Linked DNA regions of Homo sapiens: regions 1 and 3 are each linked to region 2. The links are chromatin loops, found by intact Hi-C in ENCODE. Cell type or tissue: heart left ventricle. All regions are shown on one strand.

Evidence for each region. Peaks named below come from ENCODE experiments on the same cell type or tissue, not always from the same donor. Only the 100,000 strongest peaks of a DNase experiment are listed, where the experiment ranks them.
Region 1: a loop joins it to region 2, with 2.0 times the contacts of the local background. A loop is called at or near these places in 9 of 110 quality-filtered maps.
Region 3: it touches region 2 in a loop (4-fold over the local background); 15 of 110 quality-filtered maps call a loop at or near these places.

Annotation. Positions count from the first base shown.
Region 1 is chr18:22,470,993-22,473,492 of GRCh38, forward strand. It overlaps LOC124904260 (a long non-coding RNA gene), which reads right to left. Exons shown (of 3, transcript XR_007066305.1): 1 at 1-2,500. Among named protein-coding and RNA genes, the nearest start is that of CTAGE1, 54 kb to the left of the region's middle. RefSeq lists an enhancer at 1-1,949. In heart left ventricle, no CTCF peak of the experiment used is centred here; a DNase peak (open chromatin) is centred at 979; H3K27ac peaks cover 1,732 bases.
Region 2 is chr18:22,191,249-22,193,748 of GRCh38, forward strand. The region is part of intron 6 of GATA6 (GATA binding protein 6); the gene reads left to right. Among named protein-coding and RNA genes, the nearest start is that of GATA6, 23 kb to the left of the region's middle. In heart left ventricle, no CTCF peak of the experiment used is centred here; no DNase peak of the experiment used is centred here; H3K4me3 peaks cover 1,551 bases; H3K27ac peaks cover 2,500 bases.
Region 3 is chr18:22,266,840-22,269,339 of GRCh38, forward strand. LOC105372018 (a long non-coding RNA gene) reads right to left here and starts at 964. Exons shown (of 3, transcript XR_001753369.2): 1 at 624-964. In heart left ventricle, no CTCF peak of the experiment used is centred here; a DNase peak (open chromatin) is centred at 1,062; H3K4me3 peaks cover 935 bases; H3K27ac peaks cover 2,346 bases.

The sequences.
Region 1 (2,500 bases), 280 kb after region 2:
AGCTGGCTGGGAACTGGGATGGGCTTGTTTTGGGGAATGACTTTCCTGCAGGGATTTTTCTCTCACTGCCCTCAGGCTGGCCCAGCACAGAGCTCAGCTTCCAGCATCCACGTGCCCTGCTTACTACCCAGAAAGGCTGCAGGGCATCAGCGTGTTGCTACTTCTGAGAGCCTGGGAAAAGAAGTTACGTACTCAGGAGGGGGACTTCTTCCTCAGGAAATCCTGGTGCCAGGTCTGCCTCTAGCCCCAGACTGCTGTGTTCATCCCCTGACCATTCCCACATGGCATGGACACATGTGCCCAGGATGGCATGCATATCTGTCCATTTCCACACCAACACAAGCTGCACTACATGAGCTTTCTCCTGTTGTCCTCTAGTGATTTCATAGCTAGTCCTGCAGGAGAATTCAGTTCCAGATCCCCAAACAATGAGGCATTCACCTAAAGTTGGTGCACTTTTCCTCGGGGAGCAAACATCAGTGGCTGCCAACCCTGAAAATCACAGAGATCTGTACGAGGGGGCCTGTACAAGTGAGCCTAGAAGGGCTGTGACACCTTGCTGTGCACTGTGAGCTGTTCCGTTCATGCCCAGCTTCTGGATGCTGCTCTGAGGTGGCTTCCGCCTGCAGAGCAAGGGTTCTGAGCCCAGCATGCTTCAGCCACAACTCTTCCTTTCCCCTCTCCTGGCCCTGCTTCTGGCATGCCATAGAGAGGTCATTCACATACTTGCTGACTAGAAGGGTTCATACAAGATGTTTGGCATAGTTCTCATTTGAAAAGAACACATTGCCAAAATCAAACACCAAGGGAAAAATAAGTTGTTGTTTAACGGCTGTTTTTCTGGCATCCTAGGAACTACTGTATGATTTTTATAATGGCCCAGTCACTTTATCAGCTGATGTGCTGCTTATTTGTAAGTCATAAGGCATCAGCCTGGGGAACCCAGTGCCCTTCAGACACAGTGACTCAGGTTTGAGCCGACGGCAGGGACGTTATCGAAGGTCCACGGTTGGGCTATTTTTATGATTGCATTCAGTACTAATAGGGCTTTTGGAGTGTACACAGCCATGTGCTCATTGTTGAACTATACAAGATAAGATCCTTGTCCCAAGGAGCTTACTGCCTGACTTTTGCAAAAACCAGATGGCAGAAAATGGTTTCCCTCTGCCCATCAGCAATGATTGAGGGGGTGGAGATGAGAAGCGGTGCAGTCAATTCATAACTCTCCTGGGGTGGGACCTTTGCTTTGGCATTTATCCCATGTGATGTTTTAATCATGGACTATCCTTCCCCATCATCTGCTATTCCATAAGCTGCATCTCCAGGGAGCTCTGAGAATTCAAGCTTATTTGAATATCAACTTAATTAAAGCATCATTAGATCATAAAGCACCATACATAGACACACACATTATGCACATAAACATTTGCAAAAATATCATGGATTTTGAAACTAGCCATAAATGACTTTTGGACTGCCAGTGGGGACATGAGGAAGGAAATGAAAATTGTACCTACTGTGGTGGGTCATATCCGAATCATATGCTGTGATGCTGGATTATGAAGTGCCAGCCGCGATGCCCCAGCAGATCAATTGGGTCTCTGGGACAGTTTCTGCCTGGGTCTGCCTCAGCTGGGAAATGTCCAGCAGAGCACTGTGAATAGGCCCCCACAACCTGCACATCAGTGCCTCTGGCCCCAGAGGAGCTTCCCGGCACCTGGGCATGTCAGTGACCTTATTTCAGGATAGCCCCCTAAGTCTTCAAGCCATTTGCAACTGCATGGGTTTACTTGAAGGCCAAAAATCTATTTCCTATGACATGTGAACAGTCTTACCAAAGGTGCACACACTGGTTAAACCCTGGATGAGCAAGTGTATTTACTCAGCACTTGCTTTGCCTTCATCTGGGCTCTCCGAAAGCAGATTCTTAGGCTGGGATTTGAGTGGGAGCACCAGCCAGGTGGTGAGGAGGGAAGCTAATGTAGGGTGTGGTACGCTACCATGGTATAGCAGTGTAGGTTACTGCTGTGAGCAGCTGAGGCGCCATCCCACTGGGGACATCTGGGAGATGGTGTAGGATGCATCTAGAGCTCTCCCTCCCTAGTGGCAAGGAAGCCAGGACATTGAAACATGAAGTCTTCTTCACCTTTGGCTCAGGGTTAGTCCAGGGACATCAACCCCCAGGCATTGCCTGCCCTGCCCTATCTGCAGGCTCAGCAGATCCCTTAACCAAAAAAGTCCCCAGTGTGGAGACCTGCAGTTGCTGGTGGTGAGGGTCACCAGTATGGCAACGGTAGGGGCCAAGGGACCCTGATGTAGGCAGGGACCCAACAGGGTCTGCCATAGGTTTCCTTCTTTCCTTCCTTCTTTTAAGTGTAAGGAACTCCTTTGAGAGAAGTTGGAGGTATGTACACATTTTCCCAGTGAATGGAGCCAATATTGAGACATCTAGAAAAAGGGAAATGAAAGAAGAGGGGAGAAAAACACAGGATTCAGCTCA
Region 2 (2,500 bases):
AGAATACTGGATAAAGAATAAGTGTGGGCAGAAGTTATTCACCATTTCTTATAGCCTCATCCCAGAATACAGCTCTTCTTTGCAAATTACAGATTCTTTGCAGTTTTCTCCCACCCGCCCCCCCAACGCCTCTATAAGAATATACAAAATTGTCAGAAAACATGAAATAATGTTACGGGAAAACATGGCCAAATTTAAGAAATCTGGCTTAGATTGCTCTGAAAGGTTATTGCTAAATGAATCTTCGAAGAAAACGAATTCCTTTACTGGAACAAAAGTAATTTATTATGCATTTCATGGGTGTCTGCCAGAAGAGTTACTAGCAGTATGAAGATCCAGTGGATATGAATTAAGTACAATCTGTTAGTTCTGTTCATGTTTAGACCTACCTGTTAATTTTCTCTGAAATTTTAATAATTTAAAAAAGCATCTCCATAGACAGGTGTTGGCAATGTGACAATTCACCACTCAGCTACCCATCACATCAGGCTTTTTTAAAGGCCCAGTACTCAGAATTTGTGAGACTGAGCACAAAGACATTATTTTATTGACCTCATATTTTAAGAATGATTTGGACAAATACATAACTAGGCATTGATTCTAATGTCCTGTTGGGGTCTTACGAGTAAACGGTTCCAAGTCAACATCTGACGATGCTTAAATCATGATCCGACTTGATGGTGTGCTGCCTGTTTTGGTTGTTGGCCTGGCACGGTTTCACCAGAGCTGGGCCACATGCTGCAGAACCATATTTTTATTTTATTAAACACAAGTATTTTACATTTAAAGCTCTCATTAAATTTAGTTGCTTGATTCGTGGTGAAGCCTGAATATGGTCAAAAGTTTATTCTGGGGGTTCACGGATTAGCAGCTGGGAGGAAACAGATTCCAGCAGCCAGGCGCTAGCTCCAGCTCTGTCTGTGTGAGTATAGCAAGCTGCCAAGGTTCTGTAAAGCCTCTGTTTTCCTCCTTCTACTAAAGGGGAAAAGTAATTCCTACCATCTGGTCCTTAGGAGTATTGTGTAGAGTGAGTGGGAGATGCCTGGAGACCTCTTTGAAGTTTAAGAAGAATAGCACTACTTAAATACGGGTCTTGGAAGTTAATAGTAATCAGCTTTATTTGCGTGGCATTTTTTTTCATCCCAAGATATTAGAATAAGATCCTCACTTTCTTAATGGGGAAATTTAGAGACGTAGAGTTATTGTGTTAAGAAAGTAACCACATTTTAGAGATTTGTATTTCACTGATAGCAAATTTTTTATTCCTTCTGATACTTAGTACTTTCCTAATGCTTTTTGTGGTTTAAGTGCATTGTAAATGCTTCTTGGTATGTTTTCTGTAATTAAGATGGAGAGATTAAGATGCTCATCCATCTCCTGAAAAGTCAGTTTTGTTATAAAAATTAAGATCATAATTCACCAGGTTTTAAATCTTGCCTCAGGATTCTGTCCCACTTAATTTGAAGATTAGAATAGTGTAATTCATTCTGATTCATTTAGAAGATAAGCTTTTTCTTTAGGGTCCTCATTGACTTCAAGTTGTGGGACAAACCCTCTCCCTTGCAATTTATATTTGTACATGAGTATTTTGGTGATAATCCCAGAGTACTTATAAAGTTTGGCGCCTTTCTTCACCACAACATGCTTGCTGTTGAGTGTGCACAGATACATAAAGCAATTTGCTCTTTTGTCCAGAATAGATTATGTGCATAGAATTGCTTTCGTCTTCTTGAAAAGGGCAGCATCCCTTGGTGTGGCTATAACCTTGCCTACTCAGGCCTAGAAGGGGCGAGAGGGGTATGGGTTGGGGCAGAGTGGGGGAGCAGCCGGTGAAATTTCCAGTAAGGAATTTGTTTGCCGAATTAAATATACAAAACTATTCTGCTGAATAGTTAGGTCATCAGTTGAGGTGACGGTGACTCTCTCTCTAGAGAAAAGGTGTCCATGTTCCTTTGTTTTATTAAGCTGTTAAGAATTCGAGAGTTTCATTGTGATTGGTTTTCACATGTCCTGGTGGAGACAGAATTTGTGTGTGTTCATGTGTCTTTCATGTGTCACCTTCTAAACTATTACTGTCACTTTGTATCTGGTCCTCTGTTACCTCCAGCCAAACTGAAATGATCGTAGTTTATATAGTGGAAGTTACGATTTGCAGGAAAGCATTTCCCCTTTGTTGGAATTTATACAAAGTTTTTAATTCCTCTTTGGAGGAAGGCAGCTATAAAGCACCACAGGAGTCTAACCTAGAGGTTACAAAAGCAGAGAAGAGCTTTGGCAGTGAGGGACGGCTGGCTTCCCCTCACACAAGAAAAAGCCGTAAGCACAGTCTCACTCAGATGTGTAGGAAGGACGGATCAGAGGCTGGGGGAGCCGACAGTCTGCCTTGCAGTGAAGGAGGCATGTGATCACCATCAAAGTCTTCTGCTCTGGGAAGGATCACACAGTCGTCCTTCAGCCTGCCTGGGGCGCAGTGTTTTCTTTCCTCAGACCGAAACTGCAT
Region 3 (2,500 bases), 76 kb after region 2:
CCTGGGTGACAGAGTGAGACTCCATCTCAAAAAAAAAAAAAATCTGCATCTTTAGTCCACTGGTCTTAGAAGAGCTGGAGCATGAAGAGACTTCTGATTGTCGAGACCCCAGGCATTAACACAGAAATGCAGTGACGTGTGATGGCTAGATGAAAATCCTTCTGGAGTGAAGGTGACAGTCTAAATGTTCCACTGATATTACAAATACACACCTATTATAATGTGCCAGGAATTTAAAAAAAGTTTTAAAGTGTTAACATTACTTCGTTTAGTCCTTAGAAAATTCTACACAATAGATATTAATATTAACCTTCTTGTACAGGGACAACAATGGCTTTGGGGTCTTGCCCAAGGCATCCTGTTAAGAAATGGCAGAATTAGCAGGCAACCCAGACAGCCTGAGTCTTGAGTCTGACTCTTCATCACCTCACTTTGCTGTCTCAAAGTTCCTTCCAGGCCTGTGGTTGGTGGTCTCCAGTTAGATGTGTTCTTCCCCTTTTGTGGGAAGCTGAGCATGGACACCATGCCCTTACTCCTGGCACAATGGCAAAAGAGCTTGGCCACTTTCCCCTCCCTGCTGGCACCTATCACATGCTTGAGGGAAAAGTAGCTGCTGTCCTTACCTGGGAGTGAACCTCCTTTCTTGGCTGTTCCCGGTTGGCTGGGAGTCCTTTGAGTTTCAGGATTCCAGTGCCTCCTCCCACATCACAAACATGTTACACTGGAATACCTGTTCTCTTGGTTATGTGCTTGCAAATATCCCTCACTTGGGATGAAGGCGAAAGTCCTACCTTTCGCCTGGTTGGTAATCCTGGCCCTGATGTATGCAGGATCCATGCAGCGCAGTAGGCGCTCCAGAAAAGCATCCCTTTGTGATAGGAACAGATACAGTGACATAATCCCCTGGCATCCAAAGCAGAACAGGCTGTACTTTTTAGAAATAGCATATTCACCTCTCACTCAGTTATTTTAGGGTCCACACACCATGAGCTGTCACCAGGAACCTCCTGAACTTCTGGGGTGACTGAAGGTGTCCAGCGAGGCGACGTCATCCCATGCTCTCGGTACACAAGGTCAGGAGGCTGGAGGCACTCAGGGGCTGCAGCCTATCAGGTCTGTAAATAGCAGCAGCCAGGCTCGTGTTCTCTTCCTTTAGTGCACTTCGGCATTTCTAATCAGCTCCAGAGAGAACGAGACATATTCTCCACGGAGTGAACTCCAGGCCACTCTGGAGGTGAGCTCATGGGAGTTTTTATGATATGTCCAATCATCCAAAAGGAGAATGGGGCTTGCCCTGAGTGTCTGGGGAAGAGCCGTTCTGCCCTTGGTTGCCAAACTGCTGGCTTTTGGTGTGGGCACTAAGGAGGTATGGTCTGTAGCAGTTTCTTGTGGGTATCCATGTCCCATACCTTCAGGGAACTACAAATATGGGATTAGAATAATGTGGTGTTTTTTTTTTTTTTTAGGAAGTTTTTCTCTTGTTGCCCAGGCTGGAGTGCAATGGCGCAATCTCGGCTCACTGTAACCTCTGCCTCCTGGGCTCAAGTGATTCTCCTGCCCCAGCCTTCCAAGTAGCTGGGATTACAGGCATGTGCCACCACACCTGGCTAATATTTTGTACTTTTAGTAGAGATGAGGTTTCACCATGTTGGCCAGGCTGGTCTGAAACTCCTGACCTCAGGTGATCCACCCGCCTCGGCATCTCAAAGTACTGGGATTATAGGCATAAGCCACCATGCCAGGCCTAATGTAGGTCTTGATATTGAAACAGGAGTCTGTATGATGGAAGGAAGAGTGGTGGGCATGGGGAGACAGCCAGCCTAGCCCCGCCACTTTCCTCTGGGCAGCCTTGGGAAGTGCTCTGTTCTCTCCACTGTGCTGCAGACGCTCAACCAGGCACTTTACTTAATTTTGATAGCAGCCTTTCCTGCCAACTTCACATATCAAATGATATGATGCCTATGAAAGAACAAGAGAAGCCATATAGCAATATTCACATGCACATGGGAGATGCTGTTAATATTTATTTAGTTAGTTGAGTTTAGGGTTATTCTCTTCCTATGTTGCCAACGCCTTCCTGGCTTATTGCCAAAACTCTTCTTTTGTTTGCAGAAAATAAATATGACCCTGCTGGCTCTACCTTGCTCAAAAGAGTATCCATTTATTATTTGCTCTGTTCATTCATTCATTCATTCATTCATTCACGTATTCATCAGATTTGCTTGTGACAGTGGCAGGTCTTGAGAGTGGTAAAGTCTTAGACAATTTTAGAATTCAATAAGGAAGAATGTAAAAATAATTGTAATACAAAGTGAGAATGTTATAATGGAATCGTGTGCAAAATGTTTCAGAACACACAAAACTTACACACAGTGTTCATAGCAGCATTATTCATAATAGTCAAAAGAATGGAAACCACCCAAATGTCTACCAGCTGATGGATGAACAGATGGACAATGTGTTATATCCATACAATGGAATATATTACTCAGCAATTAAA